Regions from separate parts of the Homo sapiens genome. Here region 2 is linked to region 1. The links are chromatin loops, found by intact Hi-C in ENCODE. Cell type or tissue: HCT116. All regions are shown on one strand. Links, peaks and the distances in the headings refer to the core of each region. The heading gives the core; the rest is flanking DNA.

Evidence for each region. Peaks named below come from ENCODE experiments on the same cell type or tissue, not always from the same donor. Only the 100,000 strongest peaks of a DNase experiment are listed, where the experiment ranks them.
Region 2: a loop joins it to region 1, with 6 times the contacts of the local background. A loop is called at or near these places in 7 of 110 quality-filtered maps.

Annotation. Positions count from the first base shown.
Region 1 is chr18:21,265,566-21,274,367 of GRCh38, forward strand. All of the region lies in intron 1 of GREB1L (GREB1 like retinoic acid receptor coactivator), which reads left to right. Among named protein-coding and RNA genes, the nearest start is that of GREB1L-DT, 27 kb to the left of the region's middle. In HCT116, for the core only: no CTCF peak of the experiment used is centred there; a DNase peak (open chromatin) is centred at 5,106.
Region 2 is chr18:21,212,928-21,221,729 of GRCh38, forward strand. No RefSeq gene overlaps it. Among named protein-coding and RNA genes, the nearest start is that of GREB1L, 25 kb to the right of the region's middle. In HCT116, for the core only: no CTCF peak of the experiment used is centred there; no DNase peak of the experiment used is centred there.

The DNA.
Region 1 (8,802 bases), core at 619-8,618:
TACAGTCTATTTGGGGCACATATCAAACCTGTGGTTTGATGAGTGATAAGCAAAAGATTATTTTGTGGAGACAAGGTGTTCTTTGGGTTGGCTTTAGAACTGAGACTCTTCAGGGATGCTTCTCAATAGTGTTATAACCTTTATGAATCCTCTCGCCATGATGTTGACTCAATTGGAAGATGACACAGTTTTTCTTTTTTTTTATGGGCTTATCAAACATCTTCATTAAATACTCTTTTCCCTGTAGCAATGACTGTAATATTGAAATGACCTAATTTTAGTATTGATCAGATCATGTCACTAATTTGGCCCCAACACAGCAATACAGTAAAAGCCTATGTTCATGGAGATAAGATCTGGCTTAATTTTCTTCCAAGAAATAATTAAGAGACTAGGCAGCTGGCTGAATGGAAAAAAACCCATAAGGATCTGGAAGAAAAGTATTAAAAATGTATCAGGAGGCCCTTGTTTTAATTTCTGTATCTCTGTTCATGCTAGTTTCCCAGCCTGCAATTTTATCTTTTCTCATCTCTACCTATTAAATCCTATATGTCTCAAGGTCTGGCTCAGGTCCTTCTCCATTCACTAAGCCCTCTTCAGCTGCTGGTGTCCGGAAGATAGTCAAGAGAGGCTGTATCCTCAGCTGGTTACGGTATCAAAAGAATTGTGTTCAAATAGGGTTTCAACATTTTTAGGAGGAGAATGATTAGGATGGGGGAGATACAAAGGGAAAATAACATAGATGGAATAGATCATTTGAAATGGGCAAGTTTAATCTAGAAAAGATTTAAAGAGAGACAAGATATCTGTCTTCAAGGGCTGACATATGCAGCTGGAATTAGATTTACTCTAATTACCTTTAAGGCAGTGGTTTCAAATTGTGCTGTGCAGAGCTTCAGGGATTTTGTGGTGAGCCTTGGGCTGCAGGGAGGTAGAGAAGAGCCAGAGACAAGTGGACATGCTGAGGGCCCCCTGCAGCTGCCAACAGAAGAGTTCCACTTTTAACTGCTTTATATATTGTGTTCGTGCCTACTATTTCTTTTAAAAACACATTGCATGCTTTAAAAATTAAAGTTTTGAAAAACACTGCTGTATAGAATAATAAGTGAGAGAGTTTTGGTTCAAATTACAATAAAATGTTCTAGCAATAAGAGACTTTGAAAAATTAAATGAACTTCTTTGTGAGATGTGAGTTCCACATTAAAGCAGAACATTAATGACCCTGGCAAGGATGTTGGAAGATTTCTGCTTTTGAGGAAAGGTTGAGTTAGATGGCCTCCTGGATTTCCTACAGTTCTAAGATTGTGTGATTTATTTCTTCTCTTATTGTCAGTATCAGATAATCTGACATTTAGCTGTTTTTTTGTTTGTTTTTTCGTTTGTTTGGAGACAGAGTCTCACTTTGTTTCCCAGGCTGGAGTGCAATGGCATGGTCTTGGCTCACTGCAACCTCTACTTCCTGGGTTTAAGCGATTCTCCTACCTCAGTCTGCTGACTAGCTGGGACTACATGCGTGTGTCACCACACTGGGCTCATCTTTGTATGTTTAGTAGAGACAGGGTTTCACTATGTTGGCCAGGCTGGTCTCAAACTCCTGGCCTCGTGATCTGCCTGCCTCGGCCGCTTTTTTTTTTTTTTTTTTTTTGAGACGGAGCACCCAGGCTGGACTGCAGTGGCATGATCTTGGCTCACTGCAACCTCTGCCTCCCGGGTTCAAGCGATTCTCCTGCCTCAGCCTCCTGAGTAGCTGGGATTACAGGTGCATGCCACCACAGCCAGCTAATTTTTGTATTTTTAGTAGACACTGGGTTTCACCATATTGGCCAGGGTGGTCTCGAACTCCTGACCTCAGGTGATCTACCTGCCTCGGTCTCCCAAAGTGCTGGGATTACAGGCATGAGCCACTGTGCCCAGCCACATTTAGCTGTTCTTAATTGGGCTTTTTGAGAAACCCCACCTCCCCATTACATCATGAAGTTACAGAGAGTAGGAACAATGTCTTCATTGTTTTTGCTTTTGGATTCCTCAGATCCTAGCACAGATGTAGGGGCTCAGTAAATACCTGTTGATAGAGAAATGAGTGCAAGAAGCAGTTGCTTGATTGCCTTATGACCCCATCCAATCATAAATGATGATAAGGGAAGGTATTTGCAGGAATTTTTTTTTCTACTTTTGCTTTCTGCCCTTAAGAAATAGTAGAAGTGACAGAGAGTTGAGATAAGCCAGTCCCACCCCAAGCTTTTTTTTTTTTTTTGCCCAGGATGCCAGAATACTGCATTGTCTGAAAAAGTGATCATTGCTCCCAGAGAGCCTAATAGCTAAAAAATTTAACATGGAAATCAGGATTCTCCATACAAATAAGAAACTGAGGCACAGTAGAATGGTGAAGTGAGGAGATTTCCAGATATTCCAAGTGCAAATAGGGGAATATGTTGTAAGAGGATCACATTGGCAGCCTTGACTTCAGGGTCTTTTGCCCCCTGATTTCAGTTGGTTCTCATGATATTGAGAACTAGGACTAAAGGATATGAATTACAGGAAAGTTCTTCCAGATGCACTATTGGAATCTAGTAATGGTGGTAGACTTAATAGGGGTAGGCAGGTGCTTGATGAGCACAGCGGAATCAAAAGCAGCACTTTCATCCATAGAAGGCCTTTCATATTTCCTGCCTTTGTCTTGTGTGGGAAAGGGAGAAGTGTTTGTGCCAGCTTCTGGCACATTGCCGTGTGCCAAGTAGACACTAAAGAAGTACTTATGGAATCAAGCTGAATTTTATTAATGGTACTTTCAGAGGAATTACCAATTACAGTACACACCGTAGGTGGGAATCATAGTTCTTCTTGCTTGAAGTCCCCTGTTCCTCTACAAAGTCAGGCGAGTTTAGGAACAAGTTTCATGATGTCTATATATATGTGTGTGTGTGTATATATATACATATATATATGTATATATATATACACACACACACACACACACACACACACACACACACACATATATATATATATATATATATATATATATATACATGTATATATATATGTTTTTTCAGGCAGGGTTTCATTCTCTTGCCCAGGCTGGAGTGCAGTGGCACAATATTGGCTCACTGAAACTTCTGCCTCCTAGGCTCAAGTGATTCTCCCACTGCAGCCTCCTGAGTAGCTAGGACTACAGGTGCACCCACCACGCCTGGCTAATTTTTGTATTTTTTTGTAGAGATGGGGTTTTGCCGTGTTGCCCGGGCTGGTCTTGAACTCCTGGGCTCAAGTGATCTGCCAAAGTGCTGGGATTACAGGTGTGAGCCACTGTGCCCGGCCCTGGTGTCAGTCTCTTAGAGTTCAAATGAGGAGATTGGTCATATCTGAAAACACAAATAGGCTTGTGAAGATCTCCGTACAAGTTGTTCATTGTTGGTAAGTGACAAGAAGAATGTCTGGAGCCAGTAAATGATTCCAGCACTAAAGAAGCCTTGCCATACCCCAGGAAAAGGGTTACTTTTCATTAGGTGAGTAGTTATAAATGCTAATTATTAATACGTGTACTGTAATGCCTGGGTACTTTCTGGGATGAAGATGTCATAAACAGAAAACTAGAGTGCAAAGCGATCTCAAAATTAGTCTAATACTCATGTCTGTTTTACTGATGGAGAAGAAATTGGGGCCCCAGAGATACTTAAAGAGCCAGGATTAGAGCATAGGCTGTTTGATTCCCAGTATAATCACCTATTCATAATGGTAAAGGAGGATATCTTTATTCATTCCATAATTTTTTTTACAATATTTAGGAATGGCCTTTCTTCTCAAAGATGTTTTATAATTTGGGGATTATGCCCAATTCTGGGAATTCTTTATGTATCCTTAAAGCTACTGAACATGTCTTACGGCTTCATGCAATAAGAGGGCACTACAGGTGTCAAGAACATTGTAGAGCTGCTCATGTAGTATACAAGATAACAACTTAATGCCTTAGGCAACAAGTGCTTTCTGCCAGTAGGAATGAAAATACAAGGCCTATGGAAAAAATTAATTAAAACAAGACATGAGAGTCAGAAGAGGAAATAAACTAATGAAGACAACTGATTTGGAAATGGTGTAATAGTAAGAAAAAAAAGGATTGTTTAAGCATACTGGAACAAATTTTTAACTCACTTAAAAGAATATGTTATTAATACTTTCAGGGCTTTAGTAAAAACTCAGTTGTATATACATATTTATATGATTCTTAGCAACAGTTCATTAACATGTTTATCAATTAATTAGTCAGCATACTTGATTTATACCGGGCATCTCTAGAGATCAGAAATAGGTAGGATTAGGATAAAAATTTCACAGAGGAAGATAAAACATACAACAAGAAAGAACTTAAAACATATTTTACTTTACTGTTAAATATATTAAAGAGTCTAATAATGAAAATTAGGTTGCATTCTACACCTGTTTCCCAGTCACCCAAATCCCCTAACCAGAGATAACTCCATTTCTAGTATACCCTTCCTGAGATAATTCTGTGTATGTACATGCATTTAGGAAAATATATTGAACATATCGTTTGGTACTTTGGAGATTGATGAAAACCTGTCTATGAGCTAGTGCTCTTAACAGTGTAACATGCTATCTTGTGATGTATCTGAGAAGTGTCACTTGTTCAACAAAGTGAAAAAGGGGACATTTATGCTTAACTCTGAGAAACAAATAGTGTTTCACAGGCAGAGATGGGCTGATGGGTTTTTTAGGGAAGGGAGTTGCATGAGCAGAGATGTAGAGGCAGAAAAACATGGGCCTTAATCCTTGTTAGGGCAAATAATCATTTTGGAGAATCATGGGGAAGGTGGATGGAGTGGTAGGAGGGAAGCCTGGCTGCCTGCGCTGTTAGGATTATCATCTGTGGCTATTCCTTGGCTTTTATCTCTTTCTCATCATGTCTAGAGCCAGGCCCCAGATACTATAAGCCCAGGGTGTAAGAGTTCATAGGGATAGGAGAGGGCACACACCCACTCTTCGAGTGTCCTCTCTCATCCCGCCCTTGACTCTTAGTCACTGACTAATCTTTTACTTAAAACAACTAAGCTGTGATGTTGTTTTAACCCTGCCTAAAATCCAAGGAGTCCACAGGCTGCCAGGCAACCTTAATTATTCTTTAGTTTACTCATCAGTAGTCCCTGAACATAAAGTACACTTACACGCATAGTCAGCAAGGACTTTCTCAATGGGTTATTTCACTACTTGAAGCTCTCTGGTGACATTTGGAAGTAATAAAAATAACTGCTTGTATTTATTGAGCATTGTGTACTCAACCGAGTACATTGTATTGATTGTGTCATTTCATCCTTATCACCATCCTTAGACATATATGCTATGATTATCTCCATCTTAGTAATAAAAAAACAGGTAGAAGTCTAGTACACTACACTTGAGTTCACACAGTAAGTGCCAGAGCTGGGATTTGAATCCAGGCAGCCTGATTTCAAAGCCTGAACTATTAGCCAGTACATCATATTGATTTAAAGGAAACACATTAAGAAAGTATGAGAGACACATGTTCTGTATTCAATAGATGATGACAAACAATGAAGTGTGACTGTTATTTAACAGTATATAACAGACCTTTATATTTCAAATTTCATGAACTGAGTGGTTTTGGGCCCATTGAGGCCTTTGTTTTGTCATTTTAATATTTAAATAAAAATATCTTTGGATGTCTTTAGATGGGGCATGCACTCTTCTTTCATGCATGTCCCATATCACCCCACAAATTTATGGCATTAGTGTATTGTCATGTTAGTTCAGAATTAATTTATTGACTGGACATGGTGGCTCTCACCTGTAATCCCAGCGCGTTGAGAGGCCAAGGCAGGAGGACCACTTGAGGCCAGGAATTTGATACCACCCTAGGCAATACAGTGAGACTCTGTCTCTATAAAAAGCTAAAAAAAAAAAATAGCCAGGCTTGGTAGCATGCACCTGTAGTCCCAGGTACTTGGGAGGCTGAGGTGGGAGGATACCTTGGGCCCAGGAGTTTGAGGCTGCAGTGAGCTATAGTCTTGCCACTGCATTCTAGCCTGTGTGACAGCAAGACCCTGTCTCAAAAAAAAAAAAAAAAAAAAAGAATGCATTTATTATGTTAGTCCAGAATGTAGCCCCCACTCATGCAGGTTGCTGTTTAAGTTAAGTAGAGGGGAAAAAGGGATGATGCCAGCCATGCAGGTTTCTTTTATCAGGGAAGGAAAACCTTTCCCAGAAATCCCTGCGGTGGACTTTCCATTAGGTTTCTTAGCTAGAACTGGGCTGCATGACCATCCCTCACTACAGGGGAGGCTAAAAGCGTGGGGAACAGAATTCTCATGATGAGTTTAGACCAACCAAAATCTTCCCTTAAAGCTGTGCAAATTGGCACCCCAAACAAAACTGGAGTCCTGTTAGCAAAGAAGTGGGGGTAGATACTAAAAACAGGACTAAGAATATCTGTCATTCATTATGTTCTTTAAAATTATGATTGACTACACACTACCCTCACAATGGAATGATTCATTAGGATAAGCTAACTGCTGTAGCACACATCCTTAAAATTCCACTGGCTTAATTACTTGCTCATGCTGTAGTCTGACACGGTGAGACACTTCTCCTTGCCGTCACTCAGGGATCCAGGTCCTTTCATCTTGTTCCACTACTATCTTCCAATTCTAGACTTCAAGATTGCTGTGGAAGGAAGAGAGCATATAGGGAAGGCAAACAACTCTTAACTGTCTTGTCCTTCACATCAGCCACGTTCCATTGTCAGAGCTAGGAAATGTTCGACCTTGTCTCCAGGGAGAGGAAGTGGGTTTGCTGTGCATCTAGCCAGCCTCTGCCACACTGCAGTTGAGTGAAATCTAGTTGTCACTGAAGACAGCTGACAAAATGGATAAAGGTATTTTTTTACAAATGTAAAAAATGGCTTTCATAAGAAGTTATAAATGGACTTATAATTTTTTGATATTTCTTAAAGATATTTCACCTACTTTTCCTCTTTATCAACGGTTAAAATATGAGGCAGCCTCAAGCACGTTATTTCCAAAACACCTTCCTTGACCTCTCCAGACAATAAGCAGCTCACTGCATTTACTTCTGTGCTGGGCTACCCCTTAGCTGTAATAACTGGTTGGCATACATCTCACTTGGCTCAAAACTCAGAGGGTGAAGACTATGTACAGTTCATCTTTTAATCACCAGGGCCTAATGCCAAGAAGATAATAAAAAAAGATGTAATTGAATTAATGTCCAAATAGATAAATGCATGTATTGACAAGAGTAAAACTTCAGACTAAAAAGAGAAAAAGCTAGTTTTAAATTCATGAAAATTTTTATTTATATAATTTTTATAAAAATGTTTTTCTCTGGCAGGCTGGGCACAGTGGCTCATGCCTGTAATCCCAGTACTTTGGGAGGCTGAGGCGGGTGGATCACCTGAGGTCAGGAGTTTGAGACCAGCATGGCCAACATGGCGAAACCCCATCTTTACTAAAAATACAAAAATTAACTCGATGTGGTTGCGGGTGCCTGTAATCCCAGCTACTGGGGAGGCTGAGGCAGGGAGAATCGCTTGAACCCGGGAGGCGGAGGTTGCAGTGAGCTGAGATTGTGCCGCTGCACTCCAGCCTGGGTGACAGAATGAGACTCCATCTCAAAAAAAACAAAAAACAAAAGTTTGTAGCATAAATGATAATGATAATTTGAACTAGCTGCTCACAAATAATTAACATATGTAGTAATATTTTGTCACATCTAGTTCTATTCAAGTGATTATGAGGTGAAGATCTTAAATTTTTTTCATAAATATATTAAGTATGCTGTTCAGTTTGAGTGGCCTTATATTTCACATCTGTGAAGAATAAATGAGATTTTTATTTTATTAATAATATTTGTCATACTTAACTATTTTAATTGTCTATTCATTAATTCAACCAACATTCAGTGAGTTCCTACGCAAACAGAAGATAACTAATACACACACTAATCTGTAATTATATAATTAAATGATTTTATTCGTTGGGATGAGGGCTAGAAAAGGTTAGACTAACTGGGAGTTCATAATTTGTCTTGGAGATTTAAGAAAGTTTTTGAAGAGGTTTTCTGTGTTGAGATGAAGAGGAAGATTGAGACAAAGCACAATGGAGAGTAGGGGAGAGAGCACTTCAGAATGTTTGAAGGTGCTAAGAGGAAGTGCTTGACACACGGGAGGAACTGAGAAAGAAGGCTAGGGCCATCGGCTGGAGGGACAGGACAGGTGGAGATGTAAGCATGGGCCTCCAGACCATGGTAAGGCCACTGGATCTTTACTTTAATGCATTTGTGCATGTGATTAAAAAAAAATGAAAGAAAAACTTACTGTTTTAGATGACAATGTATAATAAACATTTTAGCCATCATAAAATATTTTAGAATAAGATATGTAAATACTGTCTTAGTGCATTTTGGTTGCTATAACAAAAATACCACAAACTGGTTGGCTTATCAACAACAAATATTTATTTCTTACAATTCTAGACGCTTGGAAGTCCAAGATCAAGGCACCAACAGATTTGGTATCTGCTAAGGGTCCATTTCTTGATTCACAGATGATGCCTTCTAGCTGTATCCTCACATGGTAGAGGGGGCAATGGAGCTCTCTGGGGTCTTTTTTATAAGGTCACTAATTTCATTCATGAGGGATATAACCTTATGACCTGATTACCTCCCAAAAACTTAACTCCTAAAACCATCACCTTGGGGGTTAGGATTTCAACATATGAATTTTGGAGTGACACAAACATTCAGATCATAGCA
Region 2 (8,802 bases), core at 643-8,642, 53 kb before region 1:
GCTTGACAATACTGAGTCTTCCTATCCATGAACATGAAATAATCTCTGTATTCATTTAGTTCTTTAATTTATTTCATTAGAGTTCTGCAGTTTTCCTAATATAAACCTTGTACATATTCTGTTAGATTTAAAATTAATTATTTCATTTTGGGGGGTGCTAATGTAAATGATACTGTGTTTATTTTTTGCTTGTTCTTTTTTTGTTTTTTTTTGTTTTGTTTTGTTTTGTTTTGAGACAGAGTCTCACTCTGTCACCCAGGCTGGATGGAGTGCAGTGGTGCAATCTTGGCTCACTGCAACCTCCGCCTCCCGGGTTTAAGCAATTCTCCCACCTCAGCCTCCAGAGTAGCTGGGATTATGGGCATGTGCCACCACGTGCAGCACCACGAGACAGGGTTTCGGCCTGTTACCCAGGCTGGTCTCGAACTCCTGGGCTCAAGCAGTCTGCCCACCTTGGCCTCCCAAAGTGCTGGGATTACAGGCATGAGCCACCTGTTACTAACTTCTAGTGTAATCCCACGGTAATCTGAGAGCAGATATTGTATGATTTCTTTTCTTTTAAATTTGTTCTCACGCCTGTAATCCCAGCACCTTGGGAGGCCGACACGGGCACATCACGAGGTCAGGAGATGGAGACCATCCTGGCTAACACGGCAAAACCCCGTCTCTACTAAAAATACAAAAAAAAATTAGCCGGGCGTGGTGGCAGGCGCCTGTATAGTCCCAGCTACTCGGGAGGCTGAGGCAGGAGAATGGTGTGAACCCGGGAGGTGGAGCTTGCAGTGAGCCGAGATCACGCCACTGCATTCCAGCCTGGGCAACAGAGCAAGACTCTGTCTCAAAAAAAAAAAAAATTGTTAAGGTGTGTTTTATGGCCCAGAATATGATCTACCTTGGTGAAGGCTTTCTCCACATGAACTTGAGAAGAATGTGTATTCTGTTATTGCTGGAGGAAGTAGTCTATAGATGTCAGTCATATCCAGTTGACTGATGGTGTTTTTTGAGCTGAGATTCAACCCAGGGAATCTGGTTTCTATAGTTGCTGGTAGCCTATAGTCCCAGCTACTTGAAAGGCTGAGGTGGGAGGATTACTTGAGCCCAGGAGTTCAAGATAGGAAGTCTGGTTCCAAAATTCCATGCACCTACCTACTTCACTATGTTGCCTCCTGGGGGATTGATTTCTCTCAGTTTATTTCATAATTTTAGAGGTAACCACTTTAGCTGGAATTTTAACATTTCATTTGTATCTTGTAGCTAGCTACTGTGTGAAAGACAACATGGAATGAAATACAACAAGGCATTTCTGTTTCGAGTTCATCTTCTCAAATTGTTTTTATTGTAAAGAGAAATTAATTATCATTTTAGCTTGTGATAAAAGGATAAAAATTAAATGTCATCACTGCTGAATAGTTCAGCTTGCTATAATTTATAATTTATTTGTAATATAAATAGATAAGTATGATCAGCTCTACTTACTTGACTAGCCTCATCTCGCTCTGCTCTTCAGAGCATATTAGCTGCCTTTCTGTTCCTGTTCCCCTGCCTGTAACTCCTACATACTTCAGGTCTCAGCCTAAATTATCAATTCCTCAAGAAATTTGTCACTGCCTTTCCAATATAAATTAGACTTATCTGATATCTGTTTTTCTAGCTCTATGTTTTTCTCTGATGACTCATACTGTAATTATAATCATGTTGTTCTTTGTATGTCTGTGTCTGCTGTCACTTTTTTTTTTTTTTTTTTGAGACAGAGTTTCATTCTGTCACCCAGGCTGGAGTGCAATGGTGCGATCTCAGCTCACTGCAACCTCTGCTTCCCAGGTTCAAGCGATTCTCCTGCCTCAGCCTCCTGAGTAGCTGGGATTAAAAGCGCCCGCCACCACACCCGGCTAATTTTTGTATTTTTAGTAGAGACGGGGTTTCTCACTGTTGGCCAGGCTGGTCTCGAACTCCTGACCTCAGGTGATCTGCCCGCCTCGGCCTCCTAAAGTGCTGGGATTACAGGCGTGAGCCACCGGGCCCGGCCTGCTATTGCTTTTAAACTCGACAGGCATCTTGATTATTTATGCACTGTTTTATCCCCGGCACCTAACACAGGGCCTAGCACATAGTAAGCACTTTGTTTTCTTTTTGTTAATAAACTGCATCCGTGTAATTAATAACTCTAAAGCTAATAAGTCAAATTATTGATCTGAGCATGCCAAATGGGTAAAATGGAAAATTGAGCAAATTTATTTATAGGCCACTAAGACAACCATATCTTAAAGGTAATTTTTAAAAAGCAATAGCCCAGTGATTGAAAGTATGGGTGCTTATATACCTTTTCGCCTTGTAGCAATCAAGAATTGGGGCATGTAAAATGATTAACACAATATTGTCTGAAACTGAAAAGGACAGCCTGCCTCCTTTGCCTGGAATGCTGCCTTTCCTTTAATGTTCAACTCCTGTTGTATTTTCTTCATGAAGTCTTCTTGTAAGACTGAAACGCCCAGTGACTTTTCCTCCCTCTCTGAATTTCTGTTACATTTAAAAGTCCAAGGCCCCAAAGTCAGCACTAGATCCTATAGCCTGCCTTGTATTGTCCACAGCTGCTTTCAATGTTAGTCTTATCTCATCTTATTAGATTGTAAATTCCTGGAAGGGAGGAAACATACCTTTATACCTCTTCTATAATCCCATGGCGCCTAAAGCAGTGCTGAGAACATGCTGTCTGCACAATGAGCACTCATTGAGTTGTCTGTAGGCAAAAACAATTAATCTGACAGTTTGCAGTTTGTGGGTCATGGGTGTGTTTGAATCTTTTCAGCACGGAGCTTGCTCTCCAACTACTGTCAGCCTGGATCGTCAGCAATAAGGAGGGATAGGGAGTCTCCTTTCTTCCTCTTCGACTTCTCTAAGGTCTTGCCATAAAACAAACTAAAACAAATCATTAGAACTGTTCCTACTCGGGGATGCGCTTCTCTTTAAGGAACACAGTTTAATGGTCAAAAAAGCAGCTGCTTTGTATTCTGGAGAATGTACCTAATTAATCAGAGGCCAAACAAATAGAAATAAATTCAGGCTTCCATTTTATTATTGAGTAAGGCCCATTTGATCTCCAAACAGATTTTGGGCAGGACAGGGGCATGTCCTGCTGATTTGAGGAGCTCCTCACAGATCCATGGGAATTTTGGTAGGATCAAGCAGCGTCCTTGAGCAATGGCAGCCTCCTTTACTGTAGACCTCTAGAAAAAATTGCCAAGAGGTAATTGCTAGCCATACAATGAGAAGGAAGGGAGAGTGTTGCACTTAAGATAGAAAGGATGTGGATGGCTGGCTCCTTCTGTAATCCTTCATGCTGACCCTATTCCATTCAGTTGGTCATTTGTGAGCTTTTCAAAATTATTTATTGAGACTATTATGTGACTCAAGTGACTCTAAGGAAAAGTAAGAATTCCTTCTAGCTTTCTAGGAACTTGCAATCTGCTCAGGAAGATAAGATTACACACGAGGCAGGTAGGTAACAATAGAAGACAGAATTTGATGACATATTGATCAGAGAAGGGCAAAATCACTCTGAATGGGAGTTATCAGAGAAGATTCTGTAGGGTAGTGGAAACTCTGCTGAACTTTGTAAGGGCCGTTTATGGTGATATTTTCATAGCTAGGTCATTAACAGTTAATTTACTCCCTTCCCCAAAATAGTTCAATTTACATCAGATGCTGAGTTATTTGATTTACATAATCTGATTTAAGAGTCAAGGTGGCTTACACCTGTAATCCCAGCACTTTGCGAGGCTGAGGCAGGAGGATATTTAGAGCCCAGGTGTTCAAGACCAGTCTGGGTAACATGGCATAACCCTATCTCTACAAAATATGCAAAAAATTAGCTGGGTGTGGTGGCGTGTACCTGTAGTCCCAGCTACTCAGGAAGCTGAGGTGGGAGGACCACTTGAGCCCAGGAGGTAGATGCTGCAGTGTGCCATGATTGTGCCACTGCATTCCAGCCTGGGTGACAGACTGAGACTCTGTCTCAAAAAAAAAAAAAGGCCAGGGGCAGTGGCTCACACCTGTAATCCCAACACTTTGGGAGGCCAAGGCAGGTGGATCATTTGAGGTTAGGAGTTCGATACCAGCCTGGCCAACATGGTGAAACCCCATCTCTACTAAAAATACAAAAATTAGCTCGGCGTGGTAGTGCACGCCTGTAATCCCAGCTATTCCGGAGGCTGAGGCAGAAGAATTGCTTGAGCCTGGGAGGCAAAGGTTGCCGTGAGCCGAGATCACGCCACTGCACTCCAGTCTGGGCAACAGAGAGAGACCCTGTCTCAAAATAAATAAATAAATAAGTAATAAAAATAACAATACTGTGTAGCTTACTTACCTGTGAGTTTGTCTAAGTAAATAAGGGACTGTTTGGTTAAGCAAATCGGTTTATCCCTGTATCCTATCTTTCTATAAAAATGAGGGCATCAGTCTAGAGAGCAGTTTCCCAAAGAGGTTCTACAAAATGTTAATAGATATTTAAAAAAAAAAGGGTCGGGGGCTGGGCGTGGTGGCTCATGCCTGTAACCCCAGCATTTTGGGGGCCTGAGACGGGCAGATCACCTGAGGTCAGGAGTTCCAGACCAGCCTGACCAACATGGTAAAATCCCATCTCTACTAAAAATAGAAAATTAGCCAGGCGTGGTGGCATATGCCTGTAATCCCAGCTCCTCAGGAGGCTAAGGCAGGAGAATTGCTTGCACCTGGGAGCCAGAGGTTGCAGTGAGCTGAGAATGCGCCACTGCACTCCAGCATGGGCAACAAGAGCAAAACTCCATCTCAAAAAAAAAAAAAAAAAAAAAGGCGGGGGGGGTGCTACATGCTCATGTGTGTTTCACAAACTACCGGTTAAACAAAGTTATACTGGGTTCTTATAATAGAATTTCTTGCAACCTTTAATATGATTATTTGAATTGTGGCTTCTCAAGATGAGGGTAAAGTATTAATATATACCATTTCCCAAACTTATTTGACTATAGGATACCTTTTAAATGAAGTGTCATGTAGGACTGTGCTCTAAAAACTTGGGCAAGAAGAGTGCCTTTTCTGGCTTAATTCTGTGATTCTGCATTTGTACATTAAATGTATTTTTGTAGATCTATACGAAATCTAATTATTTTGCTAGTGTTAATTTCACTTAGAACATGTAAGAATTAGGCCAGGCGTGGTCACTTAGAATATACAAGAATTAGGCTGGGGCTGGGCACAGTGGCTCATGCCTGTAATCCTAGCACTTTGGGAGGCCGAGGCGGGTAGATCACCTGGGGTCAGGAGTTTGAGACCAGCCTGGCCAACATGGTGAAAACCCGTCTGTGCTAAAATTACAAAAATTAGCTGGGCCTGGTGGCACACGCCTGTAATCCCAGCAACTCGGGAGGCTGAGGCAGGAGAACAGCTTGAGCCCAGGAGATGGAGGTTGCAGTGAGCAGAGATCGCACCATTGCACTCCAGCCTGGGCGACAAGAACTAAACTCCATATCAAAAAAAAAAAAAAAAAAGAATTATGTGATCTTTTTAATACATACCAAACTTAGAGAACATGTTTGTTTGTTTTTCTCAAGTAATCTAAACCAGGTGGCAGTTACAGGTAGTGTGTTATGCTAAAAGACTGAAATGGTGCCAATTATATAATTGAAGTTCAATATTTTCTTGATATTAATTTTATAGTCTTTTGATTCTCTAGTGTTTTTGCCAAAGATGCCACCTTAGAAACAACTTTTTGTGCTTAAGTTTGTCCATTAAAAGGACTCTGTTTGATATGAGCCCATTTTTCTGTGGCGGAAAATTACCTGATCAAAACAAGGTTAAACCTCAGAAAAGTTACCTCCTTAAATAAAGCCTGGAGCTTTGTTTAATTATGATTTTACCATCTGATAACTACAGATTGCCTCCACCCCCAAGAAAAGATACCAAGTCAAGTTTGTTTGTTTGTTTCCAGAATCTGCAAACACTTACTTTTACATTTAAAAAAGTTACCCTGCCTCGAAATGTCAGCCTCTGGGGTTTTGTGAGACCCCTGCTGATTGACCCTACCCTTGACCTTAGCTCCAAAGCCCAACTCCATTCTGGCATGCTGGTGTAGAGAATTTATTTATTTTAACAGTAGGGAGCCAGAATTCTGGGGGAATATGCTTTTAAAAAGCCTCAAGAGCTATTTACCAGATCATCAGCTCCACAGGACTGGGAGGCCTCCACTAACACACGAAGTGGGTAGTAGTGGTTGGCAGCAGCCAAGGGCTCCAAGGGCTGGCTCAGCTCTAAGCAATAGGACGTAAGGGAGTGTGAAAGGATTTCCACTAGAAGTGGTCTTTTTGATCATCAAGAAAAAAAGGAAAATAGACATATTTTAACAGTAGAGACCTTTCAGTAAAAAGGGGCGGTCCTTTAAGTTCCTCAGGTTATATTTATTAAAGCATGGAGGCAGTCTTAGGGCCAACTCTCCATTTTATCTGTCTGCCTCTATCCGTTGATTCTCATTCTCTCTCTTATGTCCTGTTAGTTTTACTAGTTTTACTATAAGATTGTAAAGTATGAGATAATATGCATCCTTATTTTCTTAAAAATGGTTTTTATTAGAATTGGGTAACATGCCTGTTAAACATTTGTAAAATACTAAAAAGTACAAAAAGGAAAAAATAAAAATTACTCATATGATGCCATCCAAACACAGCTACTATTAATAATTTAGTAAATTTCCTTTAGTTTTTTCTTGGGTAGGGCAGAGTCTCTTTTTACACATTTATAGTAATTTTTATATACAATTTTCTCAGTAGATTTACTTAAATATTTTGAAGCATACAGAAGAGTTGAAAATGTTTTACTGTGAACACCTATATTCTCATCGCTTATTTATACAGTTAACATTTTACTATAAATGCTCTATCACATATCTCTCTATTCATCCTTCAATCCATCTTATTTTTAAACATGTTTCTTTTTATTTTTTGTGACAGGGTCTGGCTCTATTGCCCAGGCTGGAGGGCAGTGGTGCCATCTTGGCTTACTGCAACCTCTGCCTCCTGGGTTCAAGCCATCCTCCCACCTCAGCCTCCCAAGTAGATGGGACTATGGTTCATGGAACCATGCCTGGCTAACTTTTATATTTTGTGTAGATACAGGTTTTCACCATGTTTCTCAAGCTGGTCTTGAACTTGTGAGCTCAAGCAATCTGCTCACATGAGCCTCCCAAAGTACTGGGATTACAGGTATAAGAAACATGTCAAAGTACACGTGTAGACATTCTTTTCTTTTTCTTTTCTTTCTTTCTTTCTTTCATTTTTTTTTTTTTTTGAGACAGAGTTTCACTCTTGTTGCCTAGGCCTGGAGTGCAATGGCGCAATCTCGGCTCACTGCAATCTCCGCCTTCCAGGTTCAAGTGATCCTCCTGCCTCAGCCTCCTGAGTAGCTGGAATTACAGGCATGTGCCACCACGCCTGGCTAATTTTTGTATTTTTAGTAGAGATGGGGTTTCTCCATATTGGTCAGGCTGGTCTTGAACTCCTGACCTCAGTTGATCCGCCTGCCTTGGCCTCCCAAAGTGCTGGGATTACAGGCGTGAGCCACTGCGCCTGGCCTGACATTATTTTCAATTGCTATATTTCTTGCAGTGAATTTTGATTTTCTTTTAAATTATTTCCCTATGGTTGACCAATTGCTTGCTTCCCATTTTTTACTATTTACATGGACTTCATAGGAAGGATATACTTCTAAAATTTAATAGTAATTTCTGGCTATAGTAGAAAAGTAATACTGGAAAAATTGATAGGGATCATGTTGTGGAAGGTTTTGAGTACCAGGGAAGTTACAGCAAAATGTAGTATAGTTACATTCTTGGAATCAGATAGATCATATACTTATTAGGTAACTGACATTGGAAAAAGTGTTAAACCTCTCTCAGGCTGTTTTCTCACCTGTCGAGTGGGGAGGCTATTATTACTTGTCTTACAGGGTAATTGTAGGGATTAAATAACATATATGCTACTTCCTTAAAAAATAGAAGATTTTATCTGTACATAATAAATAGAAGATTTCTCAAAACAATGGTTTCATGTCAAAGTTCATGGAAAAAATTTACTGGAGGATTTTTGAGTAGGACAGAGATGTAGATCAGACCTGATTTTAGGTGGCTTAATCCTGTAGAATTGTGCATGACGCATAAGAGTGAGGGAGAAAGGTTATAAGGAGGTAGATTTGATTCGACTTAATAAATATCTACTGAGTATGTTTGAAATGTAAAGCACTGTGCTAGGTGCCTTGGGATTATAAAGCAGAGTGAGACAGCTGCCACAGAGATTTTAATTTGGTGGGTAATGCATAGGGTGAAGCAAGAGCTATAAAACCAAGCAGAATCCATCCACCCTGATTCATTATTTACCATCCATCCACCCATCCATCCATTTACTCATCCACCCATCCACCCATGCATCTGTCCATCCATCCATCCATCCATCCATCCATCCAATGAATATTGATTTGCTCCTGTCCTATGTCAGTTACTGTTCTAGATGCTGAAGATATAGCATGAGCAAAACAGAATAAAATCCTTGCCTTCATGTAGCGTACATTCTAGTGGAAGAGGAGACAATATATAAATAAATGCATAATAAAATATCACATAGTATAATAATAAGTATCTTGAAGAAAAAAACAATGTAAAGGAATAAAGCCGTGTGGACAACTGGAGCCCTACCTCATATCATATCTTTTTTTTTTTTTTTTTGAGATGGAGTCTCGCTCTGTCACCCAGGCTAGAGTGCAGCGGTGTGATCTTGGCTCACT